2 separate regions of the Homo sapiens genome follow, and region 1 is linked to region 2. Evidence: chromatin contacts called from ENCODE POLR2A ChIA-PET data. All regions are on one chromosome and are shown on one strand. The core of a region is the stretch at or near the end of the contact, and the rest is flanking DNA. Distances in the headings are between cores, read along the strand shown.

Region 1 (4,513 bases), core at 1,064-3,563, 2.1 Mb after region 2:
TTTCTGGTACAGAGTAAACGGAGCTGGGAGCATAAGTGAGAATGCAGCTCCAGCTGACAGACCCCCAGCTCTATCTTCCCAGGTGCATTTCCTTTTTTTTTTTTTTTTTTTGTGAGACAGAGTCTCGCCCTGTCACCAGGCTGGAGTGCAGTGGCATGATCTCTGCTTACTGCAATCACCGCCTCCTGGGTTCAAGTGATTCTCCTGCCTCAGCCTCTCGAGTAGCTGGGACTACAGGTGCACACCACCATGCCCAGCTACTTTTGTATTTTTAGTAGGGATGGGGTTTCACCATGTTGGCCAGGATGGTCTCGATCTCTTGACCTCGTGATCCACCCACCTTGGCCTCCCAGAGTGTTGGGATTACAGGCGTGAGCCACCGCACCCGGCCGCATTTCCCTTTTGTACACTAGGAGCTACCGAGTACCAGAAGTCTTTGTTAGGATGCACAGTTCTTTGCTCACTCTGCCTGGGACAGTGGCTCAACATCTCCAGTCCCCTTTGAGTTACCTCCAGAAGGTTCAGGAAGAGCCTTTCCCTCCAAAATGTTCATAGCATTTGATCTACCTTCTCTAAGATAAGCAGCTTTTGTCACATTGTACCTAGGGTAAAGATTTGTAATGCCTTAACTCTATGCCATCTGTATGCTTCCTGCGGACAGGATATGCTTCTAATTTATCAGATTCCCTTAAGAAACTACACCATGATGCACTTCTCAAAGTATGCTCTTAACTAATACTTATGGGAGGAAAAAAGGAAGGAGAAGGAAAAGGAGGGAGGAAGGAAATCGTGTAATTGCAGAAAGTTTATGTCTGGGACCCTTGTGTAATAATGTTAAATAATACTTTGACTTTTACGCCATTTTTCTATATACAAAATTCTTTCACATCTATTTTCACCACTATCCTGATATTGTTTGCATGATGTGTAGTATGTATGTTTTTAATGTGTGTGCATATTGTTTGTCTCTCACACATACAGCAGCCCCAACACTGACAAATCCAAATTCTATGAGTACAGGGAGTTTGTTGTGTTCACTGCTGTATCCCCAGCACCTTGAACAGCACCTTTCAAGGAGGAAGAACCTAATTCATGTTTGTTAGAAGAATGAATGACAATATTGTCTTATTTGATCTTCACCATAATCCCGTGAAGTGAATACCGTATTCATACTGTATCCTCGTTTTTTTGCAGATGGCAAAACTGAGGCCTTGAGACCTGCTCAGGTTTGCATAGCTAGTTTTTGGCCATGGCAAGATTTGAATTCAGGTTTTTCTATTTCCTTATTCTCTCCTTTTTGTCTTCTGGGAATTTGCTATATTAATAGCAAAGCAAGAAATGTCACACAAAGAAAAATTGTTTCCAATTTTAAATTCATGATGCATATGCAAGAAATTACTGACTTTTCAATCCAATGGTAACACAGATTGTGTGATTTTTAGGAGGAAGAGCCTTTCTTTTCCATCTCTTGCGTTTATTAGCATATGTGTCAGTGCACACACATCTACACCGTGCAGCTCTCACCTTGTACTTTTCCAGTCTGAATTCGTTTTGTAGGCTGTCCCTGCCCTGACTATCCCAGGTGCCTATCAGGGCTGTGTCTTGGTCAGGCTAAGGCCAAGCAACAGGCACCAGCATTTGTTATGGTTACCTTGGCAAGTGAATGGGGTTTGAGGGAAGCTGGAGAGCAGGCATTTCAGGAGTAGAACTAGGCCAGTCTGTTTTTGTAAAAAGTTGATATTCACCCTAATTGTAGCTCATGTTGGCAAGCGGAGTAAACACCCATGCAAATTACTAAGTTGTACTGAATGTCCAAGGATGTCAATAATCATCTTGAAATCCAAATAAATATATTTTTTACTGAAACGGAAGCCAGGCACCACATGCAGTTTCTCTCTGTCACTGGAGACAGATTTGGCACATATGCATGAGACAGAGAAGGGCAACTCTTCAGGCCCTAATGCACACAGGAAACTAGGGATGTGTATATCATACTTGGCAGCAAAATAGAGGTGGGGCAGCCATCACTTTCTGTTCTCAAGCACCTCTCTTTTTTCCTATATTTTAAAACAGGATGACCACAAAGAAGAATAAGGTATACAGTAGCATAGGATCCTAAATTAAAGCATGAGGGAAAGCTAGCATTAGTTTTTCATCTAAAGTCCATTTGGGTAGGAATGAGTCAGTGCAAAACTGTACAAAGGTGATCTTAAGTCACATGTTATGTTACCGACTCTGTGGCAATGGCTGTGAGTAGTCCAGGAACTCTCCAAGGCCTATTTTTAAATTCACTTAGACCAAGCATAATGAGGTAAAGGGATGTCTATACACATTCTCAAGTTTAGTTCTCTGACCGTGAGTCAGACTGTGGGCCATGGACCTGGGCGTCTCAGTGGTAGCAGGACTCATTTTTTCCCCTTTTCTTTCTCATAAATGACTTAGGAGACACATTGGAGAACCCTATGTGCTCCTTTTACTGGAATTATCTTTTAAGGAAGTACTGATTTCACCTCCTGTACATGGTTTGCTGAGATGGCCTATTGGGGTTTCCCACCAGTCCACAACTGGAAGTTTCTATTTGCACATTTTGACTGCTAGTTCTATATTTAGTCAAAAGCCTGCCTTTTGCCTGGTTTCTTAGGGAAATAGTCTGTAGGAGTTGCTGTGTCCATTTGCCTTGTTCACTTGGGTATTTATTTGACTGTATACCCTGATTATTTCCTAAATTAACAAAAAGGCACAGGGCCCCAAATGAAGGAAGACCCCTTGTAATTTGTTAAAAAATAAGTTTATGAAAATGTGTCGTCAGGAAATCAGAGTTGTGTTGCGGGGTGGGGAGCATGATATACATTTGTGTTTGTATGTTTCTAATTGTCTACAGATTTATGGCCTACTGTAACAAAGCCATTGTAAGTGTACAGTGGGAGGGTCAAGAAACCTTATTCTATGGATTCAAACACATTATGCATACAATTTACACGTAGGCACAAAAATATCCCTTCAAAGACCCTCCAATAAGCTATGGTATAGTTGAGGAAACACTAGACTTGAAGTCGGGAAACCGGAGTGTTGTCATTTTAATCTCAGGCTATATCTTTACATGAACAAGAGAACTTTGTGTTATTTTTCATATTCGAACTCTTTGTGCTGAAGATTCTGCAGTCAAACTGCAAGACACATACGCATTGGCTGATCAGAAATGACATAACCATTCTTACTGCACTGAGTTGATATTCAGTCAATAAACAGTCTAATCTCGGTTAAATGTTTGCATATTTTTAGACTTTTAAAAATTTGAAATCAGCCTCTCAAGTTCCATTAGACAGTTTTATCACGGACACATCAAGTTCCATGTACAACAGGCTGAGAACCATTAAGCTACAAAATTTCTAAAATTTTCTCCAGGTTCTCAGTTGCTAAATTCTCTCTTGAACATTTTTGGGGATAAAAAACTGGCAGAGAAAAAGAAGAAAGTACACCTTTTTACATTATGAAACACCTATGTTCACCTTATCCATGGAGTTATGCCAGTGACCTAATGCCTATTAAGTTCTTCCATGTTCCAAAGGTCTTTCTGTACTTGAAAACTCATAGGTGAGTCAGGTCCTTCACTGATAGCTTATAGCTAAAAACCACTTGGGAGAGGGGCTGTCCAGGTCTTATGTCAAAACTTTGTCCCATACGCTGTTAGTGTTAGAAATGGAGCCGTCAGCAAATAGAATCTGTTGTTTCATTTAATTACTTTTCAATATGCCATTACCAGAAATTTTTATGTAAATACATATTTTATTCCCTGAGGCTTGTCAATCTGAGACCAAAATTATACAACACTGAAAAAAAAAAAAACAAAATTTTCTTTTTACTAGTTCTCTCCCTGTGTTACTGTGTCATCTCTCATGCATGGTATAGGATGATGATGGTGCTCAAACTTAGCCAAAGACTCTTTTGTTGGTATTCAATTGGCAGAATTAATGAAACAAATATTTTAAGATCCCTGAATATGTGCTAAAAGCATATAACTACACTACTGGCTAGTCAGTAATTGGTGCCTCAGAAGAGTTAGGTATTTATTCATTTACCAAATACTTATATGTCAAGCACTGTTCCATGTGTTTTCTTAACCCATGTCATTGTTAAAACAACCCTTTGAAATGTGGGTACTGTGATTATTTCCATTTTGCATTGAGGAAGCTGAGGCACAGAGAAAGTAAGGAACCTGCCCAAGGTCATACTATCAATTGTAGTGGTGCAAGACAGTGGGCTCTGAAGTATGTTCTCTCTATGACGACACTGTGCTCTGAGGGAGTGAGAGAAGGAGGACATTGTTTGGGGCCCAGTGAATTAATGAACAAGATATCTGACTAGGATCTGAAGACTAGCAGAATTGACCCTACAGAGAATGTTTGACCCTACAGAGAATGGCTGGCTGTTGGTGTTCACAGCCGTGAGCATAGTGTGGTCCACAGCCTCGGTGTGGAAAATGGTCTCTGTGGTTGAATTGAGAGAAGAGCAA
Region 2 (4,849 bases), core at 1,923-4,422:
TGGTGCTGCCGCCTGAGTTTCAAGAATTAAAGCTGCAAGAGGACTCCAGGAGCAAAAGAAACACAATATAGAGGGTTGGAGTTGTTAGCAATTTCATTCAAAATGCCAACTGGAGAAGTCTGTTTTTAAATACATTTTGTTGTTATTTTTTTCATGACTCCTGTTTCTTCTGTGAGCTATTTGGGTTGTCCTCCCATCAAGCAAGATGGATGCACACGCATGCAAAAGAGTGATATAGATCCAGTCCCCATGCCCAATTACACATACGGCATCTGCTAGAAAGGAGCTTGGAAGAAACTGAATGGTTGATTGGGGTCCATGAATGAAGGTTACACAAAGATCTAATTGTCCTTGAAGTATATTTTCTCTCATTTAATTTGGGAATAATAATCTGATATGGACACTTTACTGTTTAGAAAGCACCTTTCATGTATATAATTTCAGTTGACCTCATGGTTAGAAAGCCTTTGGTTTGTTTAGGAACAAGGACTACCACTGGTTCTAGAAAAGGAATTTAGAGTTGCAAATTATGTTTGCTCATCTCATGGCACCCAATTCAGATGCTATGTGACGAGTACATTTGACTTTTGAATCTCCCTCATTTTCACATATATAGTCACATCACACTCTACTTTTCATGTACTTTGGACTTTTTGTCTCTGCTAGTGAGTATTTCAATTCTGTTTAACAACTGATGTTGCGTATTGTGTGTGGAGCTGCCTTCTAGCCATCAGCATAGTTCTAGCAGCATCCCTGCCTTTGGGCTATACATACCTTAGAAATCACCAGGCGTGGTGGCTCACACCTATAATCCCAGCACTTTGGGAGGCCGAGGCGGGTAGATCACGAGGTCAGGAATTCAGGATCAGCCTGGCCAACAGGGTGAAACCCCGTCTCTACTAAAAATGCAAAAATTAGCCGGCCACGGTGGTGGGCGCCTGCAATTCCAGCTACTCAGGAGGCTGAGGCAGGAGAATTGCTTGAACCTGGGAGGTGGAGGTTGCAGTGAGGGGAGATCGTGCCACTGCACTCCAGCCTGGGTGACAGAGCAAGACTCCATCTCTAAAAAAACAAAAAATCAAGTGAAACCACACAAATACGTATGTAAGTTTAGTGGACTTTTTGTACCTGTAAGATTCATTATGTACTGAATTGCCTCTAGTTGAGCATTTCTCAGGAGTGATCATCATTTCCTTTATATATCAGCCCCGGAGAAGTCTTGATCATTATTTGCACTTACTAATCCCCATTTTTCCAAGATGTATGCAAGGGTCAGTCATGATACTAAGAGCTAGAGCTGCTAGTCTTGGTGAGAAAGACCCCATAGGGATAATGTGTTTCCTACAAAGAAGAATGTTAATGGGGCTTTGTCACTCCTGGGCTTTGTCACTCCTTTTTATCCATTGTCTAGATTGTCGTGATTTAATAAGTTAAAGAATATTCTTTCATTATTGGACTCTGAGCTTCAGGTAGCTTTAAGTGCTTTATCTGAGGCACATTGTAATTTGGAAAGATTTATATTAAAATTCCATAGATTTTCTTAAGAAGGGAAGATAAACACCATAGAGGAAGGATGCTAGGTAATTAATGTGGAAGAACAGATAATAGTGTCTTCAGTTCTGCAAGGAAAAAAGCCATTCCAGGGAGCTATGCAATGAGGCTGAAAGGATGCTTGGCCTGGAATCAGATTTAATTTCTATGACTGAGGAAGCTTGTTAGCCTCAGTTTTCTCATCTGCAAAATGGAGATAATGAAGGGGGATATTTTTGTGCTTGGTCTTTTATGCATCTTAAACATCTTTTTGGGCTACTCAGAGATTTATTCACTTACATATACTCCTGCCCCTTAGCTGCATTCACTATTGGTTAGGTGCTGGATTGCCAAATCCTAGATGGATGTTAGTGCTCAGAAATCACTGAAAAGGGAACAGGATTTGGAAACTTAAAACCTGTTTGAAAAGGTCCAATGGGTGTTACTAGAAATGGGAATGGAAAGATAATTTTATTCTATTCCTTGAAAAAAAGCTGCTGTTGGCTCCAGTAGCAACCTTTACCATGAACAAAAGATATCCAAGGGCTCTGAAAGATAAGCAAGAGAAGAAGACACCACTTGGTAAGTGTTCACTTTTTAAAATTCTAGTATTTTAGTCACTGAAATTGCTCCAGGACTCACAGTGAAGGGTTGGACACAGGTCACAGGCAGTGGGCACCAGTACAGCTTCCGTCATGAGTTTAGATGTCAAAGAGCCCCGACCCTTTCTTATTCCATTAACAGAAATGAAATATTTCTGAGTGGTATAACTTTAAGCACAGTTCCTCCAACAATGCAGCCAGCCTGAGAATGACATAATTTGGGGGCAGTCTCATCACACTGAGTGTCAGTGAAAACCCTCTAGAGCTGCATAGTCCAATCTGGTAGCCACATGTGGCAATTGAGCACTTGAAATGTGGCTCATCCAAACAGAGGTGCTATGAAGCATAAAATACACACTGGATTTTGAAGACTTAGTATAAAAAAAAAGTAAAATGTCTCAATTTTATATTGACTACATGTTTAAATGATAGCATTTTGAATATAACTGGTGAAATAAAATAGATTATTAAAAACAATATATTACTAAAATTCACCTGAGTTTTTTTCACTTTTTAGAATTTGGCTAATAGGAAATTTTAATTACGTATGTAGTTCACATTATATTTCTGTGGATTGCACTGCTCTAAGAGTCTCGCCCAGGCTGTGCCAGGTCACTCAACAGAAGTTGACTAGTACTTTGGGATAAAGGGCCTCATATTTACTCCTATTCAGTTACCTCCCCCTCACTCAGTTGGCCCAGTGGTCCAGTCTGTTACCATGTTTTGGGATCCTCCAATTCAGGCATTCAGTATGAGCCTCTCCACCTGATGTTATCTGTGCACTGTATTGACTGAGACATAAGATTTTCATCTAAACAGTGAATAAAAGCACTAGCCAAAGAATTGAAGTCAACTCTTAGTTAGATTTTGCCACTGAAAGCTTGCTCCAGGTTGACAATCATCTGAACATCAGGGTAAAGTCGTATCAACCTCCATAAGAATAATTGATTTTGCATCTAGCCATATTTCTTTATCTTGTCCACACAGGTATGCTGAGAGATCTTGTTGAAATCCAGTTAGACAACAGCCTGTTAGGAAATGAGGTGTGTCTGTTATGACACTCTTCGTGAGCCCATACTGGGGCCTAGGGATCTTCACTTTCACATTTAGGTGATTTTCTCAGTATTCTGGAATTGTCTCCAGTCCAGAAGACAGGATTTCCTTCAAAGAAAGTGTTTCTTATCATCAATCACCTCTTCCCTCTTGGACTTCCATTTCCTCTTACTGATGTTCACTTTACCCTTTTATATTGAAAACATCATTTTTTGACAGAATATAGAAACAAAACGGGAGGTTTTATGTACCATAGTGTTACCATGTGCATGCTCTAGAATCACACTGATCAGATTCAAATTCCAGTTCTACCATTTACTAGTTGTGCCTTAATTTCTCCCTCTGTAAAATGGTGATAATAACAGTACATGTTTCATAGAGTTGTTGGTTGATTTGACATTTACAACTGGAATGCCTCTCTTGGGATAGGCAGTTCAAAAAGAACAAGTTAATAATATATGTTGCACAACTGAGGTTTGGGAGGCTTATGATTTTTTAAAATTTTCCTTCCCTCTGCAATGCATGATGTTTGTGTGAAGGTGGCGCTAAAATAATGCCGTGAGAGCTATCGGCTCTGGAGCCCCAGACCTGTTTTTTTTTTTTTTTTTTTAAGCCATTTTCTAGCTCTTGCCACTAAAAATCAGGATATTAAGTAAAACAATAATAATTATAATTTTCAATGCAAACTCAAATAATAATGCATTTAACTACCCTCCTCTTTTAGTCTCCCTTAATCTTAACGTAGACAAGGCAGATGCCATACAGGCTGGATTTTGATTTGGAGCCTGATTCTGCCAAATAATAATAATAATAAATTAAAGGATGGTTTCCGAGAATTAGTAACAGTTATGGAAGCCACTGCAAGGGGCCAAATTAGGTGATTAAGAACAAGGCCGAGCACGGTGGCTCATGCCTGTAATCCCAACACTTTGGAAGGCCGAGGCAGGCGGATCCCCTGAGGTCAGGAGTTCGAGACCCGCCTGGCCAACATGATGAAACCCCATCTCTACTAAAGATACAAAAATTAGCCAGGTGTGGTGGCACATGCCTGTAATCTCAGATACTTGAGAGGCTGAGGCAGGAGAATCACTTGAACGTGGGAGGCAGAGGTTGCAGTGAGCCAAGATTGCGCCACCACTGCATTCCAGCCTGGGTAACACACCGAGACTCCATCTCAAAAAAAAAAAAAAAAAAGCAATCATGTAATTAAGTCTTCTGTGTTTTCTACCAGTTAGGTAACATTAAACCAGAACAGGAAATGTGATAATGTTTTCAGCAAGGTGTTTGATGATTCATCTTGTGATATCCCCTGGAGATAAAATAGAGGCACATAGTTGGATTCATAACTCACTAGTTACTGTTGAACATACTGTTGATTAATGGCTCAATGTCAACCTGTAAAGGAGAGAAGAGAGTCTTTGCTGGCACAAAACAAAGCTATGTTTTCAGTCCTGATCTGTTCAATAGTTTTATTGTCAGTGAGCATTTCAGGAAGAGCACTTAAAACACCAGGTGCCTACTGTGTGTAAGTCACAGAGTTTTCACAGCTCTTATATGTTTGTCATTGCAATAAGTCCTAGGAAGGGGCAGGACGCATTAAAACTGACCAGATAAGCTTTTGGCTGTTGTACAATGTTTCAAGTGGGAAAAAGCAACTTAACCTG

Evidence for each region. ChIA-PET counts read pairs that join two places held with the same protein, here RNA polymerase II (POLR2A).
Region 1: POLR2A ChIA-PET joins it to region 2 with 11 read pairs in HepG2. The contact joins two enhancer-like sites. POLR2A ChIA-PET finds 5 or more read pairs at or near these places in 2 of 52 experiments (HepG2 and naive thymus-derived CD8-positive, alpha-beta T cell).

What each region holds. Positions count from the first base shown.
Region 1 is chr3:188,680,903-188,685,415 of GRCh38, forward strand. All of the region lies in intron 7 of LPP (LIM domain containing preferred translocation partner in lipoma), which reads left to right. Among named protein-coding and RNA genes, the nearest start is that of MIR28, 5.6 kb to the right of the region's middle. Within about 2 kb of position 2,314, at least 9 of the 41 ENCODE cell types and tissues checked have a DNase peak (open chromatin) inside an H3K27ac peak, as active enhancers do.
Region 2 is chr3:186,585,644-186,590,492 of GRCh38, forward strand. DNAJB11 (DnaJ heat shock protein family (Hsp40) member B11) reads left to right here. Exons shown (of 10, transcript NM_016306.6): 10 at 1-150. Among named protein-coding and RNA genes, the nearest start is that of DNAJB11, 17 kb to the left of the region's middle. Within about 2 kb of position 3,173, at least 5 of the 41 ENCODE cell types and tissues checked have a DNase peak (open chromatin) inside an H3K27ac peak, as active enhancers do.